2 separate regions of the Homo sapiens genome follow, and region 2 is linked to region 1. Evidence: chromatin contacts called from ENCODE Hi-C or POLR2A ChIA-PET data. All regions are on one chromosome and are shown on one strand. The core of a region is the stretch at or near the end of the contact, and the rest is flanking DNA. Distances in the headings are between cores, read along the strand shown. Region 1 overlaps ARHGEF6 (Rac/Cdc42 guanine nucleotide exchange factor 6). Region 2 overlaps ARHGEF6 (Rac/Cdc42 guanine nucleotide exchange factor 6).

Region 1 (6,640 bases), core at 4,141-6,640:
CCTGATCCTCTTCTAATTTAACTTGCTTTTCACTTAGTGTCACTTCTGTTTCAACCCAAGTGTCTATTAAGGGGACTCCCAAATATCTCTGGTACTGACCTTGTCTCCTGAGAATCGGGTCCACAATCTCAACTGTCAGCCTGGTATTTCTTCTTCTTCTTCTTCTTCTTATTATTATTATTATTATTATTATTTTATTTAAGAGATGGGGTCTCACTCTATTGCCAGGCTGGAGTGCAGTGTAATCATGGCTCACTGCAGCCTCAAACTCCCGGGCTTAAGTGATCCTCTCACTTACCTGAGATTACCTGGCAGCAGCTTGGTATTTCCACCTAGATATGTCACAAGCACCTTAAACTCATCAGGTCCTAAAGTGAACTCAGTATCTCTCTCAACACCCCAAACTTCTCCTCCTCCTGTGATTACTGATCTCCATGAAGGGGCACCACCATATGCAACCAGACACCCTGGGAAGAAGCTTCATCTTTAATCCCTGGCTCTTTCTTAATCTCAAAATCATATTATCCTCGTCCATAGGTTCAAACTCTGCAGTATGCCATCCTTTACATTCGTTTCCTCCTCCCCAGCCTCATTACCCTGCCTCAGTTCAGGACTCTGACAGGTTTCACCCTGAGTTTTGTAAGAACCTCCTAAGTGGTCTTCTAGTCCCTGGTCTCTCTCCCCTCGCATCCATCCTTCACTCTGTCACCAGATACAGTCAGTCCTCACACACAAGGCACAGTGTGCATCACGGAGCACTAGGCCACATCGGCAGAAAAGCCCACAAACCATGATGAATGGTTCTCTTTACACTTACACACTCATGAATGACTAGTCTTTTCTTAAAGTCTGTTTATGGATGTCAGAGAACAGGAAAGTTGTAACTAACTTTGGGACTCTATTGTGAACTACTACATAGAAATACAAGCAAGCCTCGGAAATTTAAATTCAAGGCTTACATGATAAAATCAACAAAACCTACCTTGATGACACAAGGAAAACAAAAATCCCCCCTCGCTACCTTGCTCCTAGGCCTTCCCTGAAAGCATGAGCAGCGTGAGGCAAGAAAAAGAGAATGGTTCTATTACCCGAGAAAATGATTTTATATTTTATTACCTGCTTCAGTTCTCTGACCTCGTCCTTCAAGGCGTAAACAGTATCAACAAGGCTCCTAGAAAATAAAGATAAAATTCAGAGACAAATGGCTTGCACTGAGGTACTGTTAAAATACTTAACAATAAAAGCCACTTTATAAAAATACAGATCCTGAAAAACAGTGGACTTTCTAGCTGATTGGGAATGGTACTGCTCTAAATGGTTTCCATCTTCTTGACTTTGATGGAAGAACAACCACCACCACACATGCTTAGCTAAATGCAATGTCATTACACCTTTTCTATACTTCCCTCCTCCTTTTCTACTCACTTCCCAGCTTGGGTGAACAAAACACAAGAGACTAGGGCCCGTCACTAAGTTTTTCTTTTTCTAGCTTTGTTGAGGGATAATTGACAAAGCTGTACAATGTGATGTCTTGATATATGTATACATTGTGAAGTGGTTACCATAATCAAGCTAATTAACATATCCATCTCCTCACATAGTTACCTTTTGTATGTGTGTGGTGGAAATCTACACTCTTAGCAAACTTCAAGTATACTCCATTGTAAACTATGCAGTCTTCCCTCCCTCGGTATCCATGGGGTATTGGTTCAAGGACCCCCATGGATACCAAAATCCACAGATGCTCAAGTCCTTAACATAAAATGGCATAGTATTTGCATATAACCAATGCACATCTTCCCATACACTTTAAATCATATCTAGATTACTTATCATACCTAATACAATGTAAATGCTATGCAAATATTTGTTATACCATATTTCTTAGGAAAAAACAATATGGTATAACAGTGCATACATATATCAAGACATCACATTGTACACCTTTGTCAATTATCCCTCAACAAAGGCGGAAAAAGAAAAACTTTACTAGGTATGAAAAAAATCTGTACATGTTCAATACAGATGCAACCATCCATTTTTTTCTGAATATCTTTTTGATCTGGGGTTGGTTGAATCCACAGATGCAGAGCCCACGCATGCAGAGGGCCAACTGTAGTCAACATGCTGTACATTAGTTCTCCAGAACTTATTCATCCTGCATACCTGAGATTTGGTACCCTTTGACCAACATCTCCCCATTTCCCCTTTCCCCTCAGTCCCTAGAAACTACCATTCTGCTCTCTGTTTTTAGGAGTTCGACGTTTTCAATTCCCGTCATAAGGTTTTGATTTCTCTAGCTTTGGGGCAGGAATGAACATCACCTATCATATAATGAGAGGTATCACAAGATTGCCTAGTCTACAGTATCTGTGCTATGACATTGCCCTTCCCAGTTCTCTGACTGCACATGACACAAAGTCAGAGGCATTCTTTCTGGAATATCTCAACCATACAGTACCCAAAAAAGTAATTTTTTGGTAATTACTGGGTTGCAGAACAGCCTTTTCCTCTCTGGGTCTCTCCCTGGACAAAGATTTTGGAGATCTAAGTTTTGGTTCTGATCCTGCCACTTACTAGTCCTCTGTTCTCTGGGAACCAGTTTCCTTCTCATCCTCTCTTGGTCTTAGTTTCTTTACATGTAAAATGGGGATAATAGCACATTTTCTGAAAACCTCACAAAGTTGTAAAAATGAATATCGTTATAATAAGAATTAACTAACATTATTTATTGAGCTAGCCTTTATACTTATTTCACTTAACCTCACAACAACTCTGAAAGCATTACCGTCATCCTTATTTTACAGATGAGGAAACTGAGGCACAGAGAGGTGAAGCAACTTGCCCCAGGTCACACAGCTAATGAGTAGCAGAAGTGGGAGTTGAACCACACTGTTTTTTGCTTGAGCCCAAGTACTTAACCATTTTGCTGTATCACTTCACACATCAGATGTAAAATGCATTGACAATGCCAAGCACCTTGAAATATGCTGTCCTATGCAAATTTAGGCCTGACTTCAGAAATGACTCAAGTTTAGACAAATGAATTATTTGGCTACTTTGTGTTAATTTTATGAGCCAGAAGGTACTTAACCTGATTTTCCCCCATTAGGTCACCCACACTACTGTGTAAAGGTAAGTCAGAGACATAATTTCCCTGAACTTCCTGTACCTCAGTTTCTTTATCTGTGAAAGTGGTGAGAGTAATGTTTATCTAACCGGATTGCTGTAGGATTTTAAATGATGTCAAAAATGTGAAAGCACAGCTTCTGACTCAAAACATGTGAGTGGCATCTCTCCGGGCAAGGAAATTGGTTCTGTGGCTGGAATTCCCAGCCACTTCCTAAACCCATCCAGGGCATTGATATTCCCATGTGCTCAGAAGCAGCTTACTGGATGGGGAGCTGGCTGCAGGGGCAGCTGCCAGCTGGAGCTGCCTTGGAGGGCTCTGTCACCGCTGCTTTTCCTTCCTCTTTCCATTTGTTAGTGGGCAGCCCTCTAAAGTCTCCCAAATGCATGCACAGCAAAGCAGGCCGCATTCCCAGGTAAGGAGGAGTTGTCCCTCATCATAGACTCTCCAGGAGCTCCCCGTCCTACCAGACCTTCTTGCCAGCCCCAAGAGAAACTAGGCAAGGTTTTGCCTGCTCTACTCACTTTTCTTCCATGATGGTCTGGCCGTTGCTTCTGGTTTCTTCAATGATGAGTTTCTCTTCCTCAGGGAGTAGGACTTGTGGAATGGAATCTTTTCGAGTACCTACAAACAAGGGTTGCAAGATGGGGGAGGAGGGAGAGTTACTAGTGAAGAGTAGAAATAGTGGGTGTTAGTTCTTTTCCACTATTGTTACAGAAGGGTCTTTGTTCATAGCATGTTGCTACATTACACCCAGAGGACAGTCACCCATCATTTGCTGACTAAATTTTCCTGACATGAGAAATTCTAAATGGCCAAATACACTGATTCAATCTTCCCGAGGTGGGAAGCATTTTGTATTCAGAAAAATAATGCAAAAGAGCCCCTGTAATACCTGTCCACAACCAAGACCTCCATTCTTTCCTGTTTTGCCTCCTCCAGAGCAAAGAGCTGACCAGTGATCACTCTTCCCTGCAAATCTCCAAGGAAGGACACACTACATCCTATGCTACAGTGTTTTGTCATTGTAGTAAAAGGTTGACAGTAGCACTGCACTGAAACACAATGTGCTTAAAGGGCCTCAGAAGCATCATCACCCCCATTTGTTCTCTTTACAGTCTTATAGGGTAAGGTAGGTATGTCTCCTAAGACCATTTTCATCAAGGGTGGAGTGAGGTTTGGAGATTATCACATCATCAGCAAAGATGTAGGTGTCCTCTGCCCAGAATGTCTCCAGGCTCTGGGACAGAAGAGGTGACAGAACAGGCATGGGGGCCCAACCAAACAGCTCTCCTGCACCTCCCTCACTCTGGATCCTCCCTCTCAGAGCTCAAGTGCTTAATCTTGGGTCTCCCTGAGCCACTGGCTTCCTCTCTTCTAGGCCAAGTTCCTTCAGAGGTGTGCACACTCACTGCCTTCACTTGACCACCTCCCCTTTCTTGAGGTAAGATGTGTCTCTGCCTTCTCCAGGGCCTAGCACTTTGTAGGTGCTTAATACAGGTGGCCCCCCATATCCACATGTTTCACATCTGTGGATTCAACCAACCGTGCATTGAAAATGTTCAGAAAAAACAAAAAACAATACAAATTTAAAACCCAATGCAGTATAACAACTATTTACACAGCATTTACATTTATGAGGTATGATAAGCAATCTAGAGATGATTTAAAGTATATGGGAAGATATATGGAGGTGATAAGCAAATGCTCCACCATTTTACATCAGGGACTTGAGCATCGTCAGATTTTGTTATCTCTGGGGGTCCTGGAGCCAATCCCCTGCAGATACCAAGGGACGAATATAAGTGGAAAGCAAACTGACTGAATGACTGGCTGAATGCAGTAAGAGCCGAGGGCAGTCAGTTCTAGAGAAACAGGGCTTCTGGTTAGAGAGGGATAGAGGATAGAAGGTCACCACGATGCTAAATGATCTGCTGTGTGACAAGCACAGTGCCAGACATCTTCCACATGTAAAAGGTTGGGTAGGGAGCAAGGGTGAAGACGTGTCTTTTTAAGCCAGAATATCTGGCTGCACTTCCCAGCTGCAGACCCATCCACTCTGTCAAATATAAAAATAGGTGGTGCGGGAGGAGATGAGGTCAGATTTTGTAGAAGGGATGCTTCTGGTATCTCTTTGTCCCCCTCTCTTCTCTAGTTCTCAAAACTAAAGCTGCCCTCACTTTCCTCTCCTGGCTCCTTGAAACATGTTATCAGAGCTATGCATGCCCAAAGCCACAGCCAGGTTTTCTCTGTGAAGCAGAGTGCGACAGTCCTCTCTTCATGGCCAAATGCGTCAACTTTCACATTGAATCATTGAATGCTTTCTTTCTCTCTCTCTTTCTCTCTCTCTCTCTCCCCCCACCTCTCGTTCTCTTGTATTTATTTATTTTTGATGGTGTCTCACTCTGTCACCCAGGCTGGAGTGCAGTGGTGCAATCTTGGCTCACTGCAACCTCCACCTCCCGGGTTCAAGAGATTCTCCTGCCTCAGCCTCCCAAGTAGCTGGGACTACAGGTGTGCGCCATCACACCCGGCTAACTTTTGTGTTTTTAGTAGAGACAGGGTTTTCCCATATTGCCCAGGCTGGTCTTGAACTCCTGGCCTCAAGGGATCTGCCTGCTTTGGCCTCCCAAAGTGCTGGATTACAGGCGTGAGCCATCATGCCCAGTAGAATGCTTCTTTTATGTCAGCCTTAGAGATGCATTACTTTGAAAGAATATGTCAAGGCACCTAAGAAATCCCCTCCCACATTCAAATGATTGGTCACTGGATGTCCAAAATGGAGTACTATGGAGTATTCATTTCTTATGCAGGTGCAAAAACTTCACAAAAGGTATTCTGAATGTCTATAATAATGGGAGACAAAAGACATAATCGAAGTGACCTGTCTTTTTAAAAGCATAAAGATGAATCAGAAAATATTATCTTGCTTTCAGTTTGTAACCTGAAAGTTGTTTGGGGAAATACCCTAACCTAATAACTCCCTGATCAACTTTATACATTTTGGACAACCTCTGCTAAGCAGCTACCTTTCCAGATTTTCAGAGCAACTTTGAAACTTGAGTTTGGTGAAGCATTGTTCGTTTAAATATGCAGCTGATCAAAGATAGTATTTTGACTTCCTTTCCAAATCTGCCTATAAGAAGAGATTAGCATCAGTTCACAGACACAGGAACTCTCTAGGCCCTTTAATTCCTAACTAGTGTTGGTGAAGGTATCTGTGTACTTCAAAGGAGAACAACTTTAAAAAAAAATTTTCACTTCTATCACCTCCAACTCTTTTACTCTTGCATCTCTCTTTCTGGGTGAAAAACAACAGTGGGTAAACAAACCGCTTGGTAGCTAAAACCACCTTATCTGAAAGATGCAGTCCTGCACCACTCCTCTGCACCAAGTCACCTGCTTTCCACACCCTGCAACCCATCCGGGTTGCTTTTCTCTTTTTCTAAAAGACACTAAACAGTAAGGAAGAAACGTCACTCACTAGAGAAAGTAGTTTGGGGGAACCTA
Region 2 (6,640 bases), core at 2,624-5,123, 41 kb after region 1:
TCAGTCCCTCTCCTTCATTTAAAATCTTACCGTCTCCCCTCCCAGAGTTACCACTTCAGTTTCCATCTCCTCTGCCTGTCACTTCCAGAAAACAGAAAGCATGTTTCACTTGGCAGCAGGGGGCACAGTGGCTCCAGCCTGGCCATGTACTGGCTGTGGGATGGGCAAGGCAGTAAACCTGTCTGGACTTCAGCTTCTTCTCTATTTAATAGAGATAGTCATTTCTCCCAGGATACTAGACCCAATGATTTACAGATTTACTTCAGCTCTAAGAAATATGATTCACAGAACACTTCATATTTCACATGATAATAACAAAAAATACTTTGTTTTTTGTTTTGTTTTGTTTTGTTTTTTTGAGATGGAGTCTCACTCTGTCCCCCAGGCTGGAGTACAGTGGCATGAACTTGGCGCACTGCAACCTCCGCCTACCGAGTTCAAGCGATTCTCCTGCCTCAGCCTCTTAAGTAGCTGGGACTACAGGTGCGCACCACCAAGCCGAGCTAATTTGTATTTTTAGTAGAGATGGGGTTTCGCCATGTTGCCCAGATTGGTCTTGAACTCCTGGCCTCAAGTGATCCACCCGCCTCGGCCTCCCACAGTGCTGGGATTACAGGCGTCAGCCAACGTGCCCAGCCAGCCACTGCACCTGGCCCAAAAAACACTTTGTTGTTGATCATGTTTAAACTCTTACAACACAGGAATAGAAAATTTTTTCATACTGAAGTAGATTTCCATAGTGCCAGGAGAATAAACAAGTGGGAAATTTAGCAAGAACAAAGGCATTATAACTAAACAAGTATAATTTGGAAAAGGGGAGAATTTTTCTCACAATATTTTTTCTTTTCTTTTTCTTTTGTTTGCTTGGTTTTGTTGTTGTTGTTGTTGTTTGTTTGTTTGTTTTCACATGGAGTCTTGCTCTGTCTCCCAAGCTGGAATGCAGTGATGTGATTTTGGCTCACTGCAGCCTCCGCCTCCCAGGCTCAAGCGATTCTCCTGCCTCAGCCTCCCAAGTAGTTGGGATTACAGGCTTGCACTACCACGCCCGGCTAATTTGCTTTTGTATTTTTAGTAGAAACAAGGTTTCACCATGTTGGCCAGGCTGGTCTTGGACTCCTGACCTCAAGCGATCTGCCCGCCTCAGCCTCCCAAAGTGCTGGGATTACAGGCTTTTCAGCCATCACACCCGGCCAAATTTCTCAAATATATTAACTTATTTAAGTTTGAAGCTGATAGTTTAGACAACTGTTTAGCAATAGTAAACTCTTTCCAAGGTAAAAAGAGAGGGGTTTTTTCTGCATTATATGGGCTGACTGGTAAATTTTCTATATGATCATGATCTCTAGTGAAATTTAATTAATTAAAATAAAAACAAATAAATGCAGTTCACCACTATTTGTTAAATATGCTGTGCCTACAAGGATAAAAAAAAAATGGTCACTACTTTTCTTTCATGAAAACTAAAGCTTTCAATTCTTTCAATTCAGGCTTTACACAATCACTTCAGATTTCTAAGACCAGAGTAAGGTTTGAACATTTTGTCTTTAAAAACACTTTAGCATCTCTTTATCATTCACATTTGCCTGGGTGAAATAATGGCTTGAATAGCTCTTACAAGCATTCACAAAATGCCATACTCTTTCCATTCTCAGAGCATGGGAAAGAAGTTCTGCCCTGGCAAACAAAGGTCAGAGTGAGCATGAGAATTTCCAGTTTATGTGCTTTCTGAATAAAAGCACCAGGGACTTCTTTTCCTGTAAGGTAAAACCAAGCACATCACTTTTTTTTTTTTTAATGTACAAGATAAAAATTGTGACAGGAAGAAACACAGATCTGCTCATTCCTTTCACAGCCAGAAGAGAAAGAAAGCCAAGCTCTCCAAAAGCAATATCTTGCATAATTTCTGTTGCCCTGACCATGTTCTTGGCAACCTGTGATCTGTGGAAATTCTTCTAAAGGGCAAAATCAATTATTCAGTGACATAAGAATAATGATTCCATATGTTGACATTATGTTGCTTTACTTAGTGAGGGATTTAAAATAAACATCTTACTTGTTATTGGACTGCAGGGGTCTTAAGTAAGTAACAAGAAGAGACTGAAGTTCTTTAGCATATTCTTTTTCAGTGTCCAGGATGTTCTGTAACACCTATGGAAAAAAAAGTCAATGTATTATAATCATCACGATAGTCTAAGGCAAAATGTAGCTTTGATCTTTTAACCAAATTACTAGGAAGAAAAAAGGTCCTATTTACTCAGGCTACCATTGCAAGCAAGGAACACAAAATCTGAATGCATTTTCTTTCAATCTAGCAAACTACTTTAATTATTGCATGACAACTGGTTATATTGCACAATTCATATGAATACAATTTTTCAGTTGCCCATAACTGAAGGGGCCTTGCGATTTACACAGTACTGCTTGGTTATTTATTTCTTGTAGAGACAGGATCTCTCTATGTTGCCCAGGGTGGTCTCAAACTCCTGGTCTGGAGCAATCCTCTTGCTTCAGCCTTCCAAAGTGCTGGGATTACAGATGTGAGACCACATCAAACCCCACAGTACTGTTTAAAATGTTTTCATGTGCTGTAAATGATTTTATCCTCAGGAAGTTCTCAGTTAGTTAACAAAGAATCATTATTCCTCTTTTATGGAGGAGAAAATTGAGGCCAGCTACCTTAGACATAGAGACTTAATGTCAGTATAATTTAAGGATCACTGTGATAACAAACATCACAAGAGATTTTTGTTTAAGTTATGTTTGTGATAAGACCTTTGGGGAACAAAATCTGAGGATACAGTGAATTTTTAAGCAGAGTTAAAACTAGTCTTTTCTTAAAGGCAAAAGGTGCTACCATAAACAATTCAAAGAACAAAGTAGGCTGAAGTGTGAGGAATTTAACAAGAGAAATAAAAATTATCATTATTATTATTAATGTAATTAGAATCCTATAGGCAAAACAACCAATATGGGGGATCACAATTTCTCTTCCCCTACCAGTTCTAGGGTCATGTCACAACCCATTTCCAAGCCTCTTCTAGTGACAGGTAAAACCTTCATTTAATACCTAATGTAAATGACGGGTTGATGGGTGCAGTGGGCCAGCATGGCACATGTATACCTATGGAACGAGCCTGCACATTGTGCACATGTACCCTAGAACTTAAAGTATAATAATAATTTTAAAAACCTTCATTTAAGCTCTTAGGGACAACCCAGTTAACATTCTGGTATATTTTCTTTCATATATTCTAATTCATTCAACAAAATCGACTGAGTGCCTATTCTGCCAACTGCCGTGCTGCCCACAGGGAGTTTATACTGTATTTGCAGAGACATTAAACAGAGAGTTACAAGACAGAGTGAAGTGTCCTTAACTAGGAGAAGTGTATTAGCCTACCAATATGCCAGCCATATACTCACAAGACAATGCATGATGATCTGCTTTTGAAAGGTGGAATGGTCAAAACAAGTGGAGATCCTGGTAACCGTGGGTTCTCTGGGAAACCACTGGAGTGCAGGGTGGTAGTCCTGACTCTGCTGCTGACTGAGAGGTTGCTTCAGTTTAAAACTTTGCTTACATCATCTCAGATTATGATATTGCACCTACCTGGGGGACCATTATGAAGATGTAGTGACACACTGTACAGATAGGTGCTGGGTAAGTGGGAAACAGACCTACCAATTTAAAGGGTTAAAAAAGGGTTTCTCAATAGCAACATTATTAACCTTTCAAACCAGATAAGTCTTTGTTGTGATGGAATGCCCATATCATTGCCATGACATTGCCAAATGTCACCTGAAAGGCAATATTGCCCCCAGTTGAGAATCACTGGCTTAGAAGAACACAGGATGGCTTCAAAAGCTCGGGCTTAAATTGTAACCCCTATACCCAGCCACTCATGTCTACTTTCAGTTCCTCTATTCCTCAGAAACTACCCTCTAAAAGTGTAAATGCAGGGTTCTGGAGGTATTGATGTTCTCGGAAATTAACCCAGTAATGGAATAGAAATATTCCCCTCTATAGAAAGTCCAAGCGCGAGAATGGAAATTAGAAACTACTTTGAGATGAATGAAAATGAAAACACAACATACAAAAACTCATGGGGTGCAGTTAAACAGTGCTTAAAGAAAACTATATACTTATAAATGCCTATTTTAAAAAAGAAAAAAAAGACTTTCATTTTTCAGTCTGACATGTAAGGAGCTTAGAAGTCATTACTCCATCCTAACAGGAAGGAAATAGCTAAACAAACTGAAATAAACCATCGTTTTCTCTTAAATCTGTCAGAAAAGAGAGGTCACAGGGAAAACTGCTACTCCAAAAATTGGAGAAACAGGCAGATAAAGAGAATCACAAATTACCAGAGCAGAAGTCCACAAGCAGAAGCCTCCACAGGAACCAGCACTAGGGCAGAAAAACCTACACTGTAATTGACAAACTTCTGGGGGCTCTGTACAGGCAAGTCTGAGAGTTAGGAACTCCAGGGGCCCAATATTAGGACAGCACACTCACACTTTTGTGAGTTTAAGCTCCAGTTTCTCTCAGTGAAGATTAGAGGAAAATACCCTCATGCTTCAGGCAGAGGGAGGGAAAAAGTTGCCTTTTTGAATATGCCAGAGCACTCTATTCTTCTTAACAAGGTCTGCCCTCAGGAGAAACTATTTTACCAGAGCATAACCTATTTTTTGTTTGTTTGTTTGCTTTGTTTGTTTGTTTCTGTTTTTGTTTTTTGAGACGCAGTTTCGCTTTTGTTGCCCAAGCTGGAGTGCAATGGCACAATCTCGGCTCACTACAACCTCCACCTCCTGGGTTCAAGCCATTCTCCTGCCTCAGCCTCCCTAGTAGCTGGGATTACAGGCATGCGCCATCACGCCCAGCTAATTTTGTATTTTTAGTAGAGATGGGGGTTTCACCATGTTGGTCAAGCTGGTTTCGAGCTCCTGACCTCAGGTGATCCGCCTGCCTTGGCCTCCCAAAGTGCTGGGATTACAGGCGTGAGCCACTGCGCCCGGCCTGAGCATAACCTATTGAATTTTTATCAGATGCTAACTGTTATGGGGGAAGGTCAATAAGCAACTCCAGCCAGCTCTAGCCTTCCACATGGGGGAAGGAAGATAACCCAACTCCAGCCCTTTCTAGCCATCCTGTCCCACCTAAGCGGGAGAACTAGGAAGCACGGGTGAAGTTCACAGTCCAGGGACACAAGCTCATTAAAAACTGAGACCTAATCTGGAAACATAGAATGTTTCCCCTCCTTCTACACCTTACCACCACATTACTAAAGGATTATTTACCACAGTTCCTTTACCCAGTACATCATGTCAGGCTTCCAACAACAATTTACAAGGCATATTAAAAGGCAAAAAATACAGTATGAAGAGACAAAGCAAGCATCAGAACTTAAGTCAGGTAACACAGGAATGTTAGAATTATCAGACCAGTGTTTTTAAGTAACTGTGATTAATATACTAAGGACTCTAACAGAAAAAGTAGACAACGTGCAAGAATAGATGGATATTATAAGCAGAGAAACAGACATTCTAAGAAAGAATCAAAAAGCAATGCTAGAGATTAAAAACACTGTAACAGAAATGAAGAATGCCTGCACATGATGGACTCAATAGTGATCTGGGCATGGCTGAGGAAAGAATCTTTGAGCTTGAGAATATGTCAATAGAAACTGCTACAACCAAAAAGCAAAGAGGAAAAAGACTGGGGGTAAAAATAGAAGAGAATATGAAAGAACTGTGGGACAACTACAAAAGGTGCAACATTCATGTAATGTGGAAATATCAGGAGAGGAAAGAGAAAATAATAGAAGAAATATTTGAAACAATAGTGGTTGAGAATTTACTCAAAATTAGTCAGACACCAAATCACAGATCCAGGAAGCTCAGAGACCAAGTAGGATAAATGCAAAAGAAAATTCTAATCATGTGATATTCAAACTCCAGAAAATCAAAAATAAAGAAAAAAGTATTGAAAGAAGCCATGGGAAACAAACAGTTTATCTATACAGAAGTTCAAATAAAAGTTACATCTGACCTCTCCTCAGAAACAATGCAAGCAAGAGGAGAGTTGAGTGAAATATTTAAAGTGTTGAGAGAAAAACCCACTAACCTTGAGTTCTGTATCTTGTGAAATTATCCTTCAAAAGTGAAAGACATATCAAGACTTTTTCAGACAAACAAAAACTGAGGGAAACTGTCACCATTAGACCTGCCTTGCAAGAAATGTTAAAAGAAGTTCTTCACAGAGAAGAAAAACAATATAGGTCAGAAATCTGAATCTACATGAAGAAGGAAAGAATATTAGAGAAGGGATAAGTAAAGATAAAATAAAAACTTTTTTCTTATTTTTAATTGACCTAATAGATAACAGTTTATTCAAAATAATAATAGCAGCAATGTATTTGATTATGTGTGTGTATATACTAATGTGTATTTATGTGTAAGTAAAATGAGTGACAGCGATCATACAAGGGATGGGAGGTAATAATTAGGAATACTATGTTATTATAAGGTACTTGCACTACCTGCGAATATAGTATGTATCTTTGTATAGTATTATATGAAAGTGAACTGGGACTAGCTATCAAGGCATAGAGCAACCACTAAAAATGTTTTTCTTAAAGAA

The links. Hi-C counts contacts between places; a loop is a spot of excess contacts on that map. ChIA-PET counts read pairs that join two places held with the same protein, here RNA polymerase II (POLR2A). Pooled maps may share reads with other maps.
Region 2: a loop to region 1 is called in a map with no recorded cell type, with 5 times the contacts of the local background. The contact joins two enhancer-like sites. A Hi-C loop is called at or near these places in 3 of 37 single-sample maps with no recorded cell type and 6 of 50 pooled maps. POLR2A ChIA-PET finds 5 or more read pairs at or near these places in 2 of 52 experiments (T-cell and activated T-cell).

Annotation. Positions count from the first base shown.
Region 1 is chrX:136,668,366-136,675,005 of GRCh38, forward strand. It overlaps ARHGEF6 (Rac/Cdc42 guanine nucleotide exchange factor 6), which reads right to left. Exons shown (of 22, transcript NM_004840.3): 20 at 3,655-3,754; 21 at 1,117-1,171. Among named protein-coding and RNA genes, the nearest start is that of CD40LG, 24 kb to the left of the region's middle. RefSeq lists an enhancer at 5,782-5,841. Within about 2 kb of position 5,391, at least 4 of the 41 ENCODE cell types and tissues checked have a DNase peak (open chromatin) inside an H3K27ac peak, as active enhancers do.
Region 2 is chrX:136,711,223-136,717,862 of GRCh38, forward strand. It overlaps ARHGEF6 (Rac/Cdc42 guanine nucleotide exchange factor 6), which reads right to left. Exons shown (of 22, transcript NM_004840.3): 7 at 2,054-2,148. Among named protein-coding and RNA genes, the nearest start is that of CD40LG, 66 kb to the left of the region's middle. Within about 2 kb of position 3,874, at least 2 of the 41 ENCODE cell types and tissues checked have a DNase peak (open chromatin) inside an H3K27ac peak, as active enhancers do.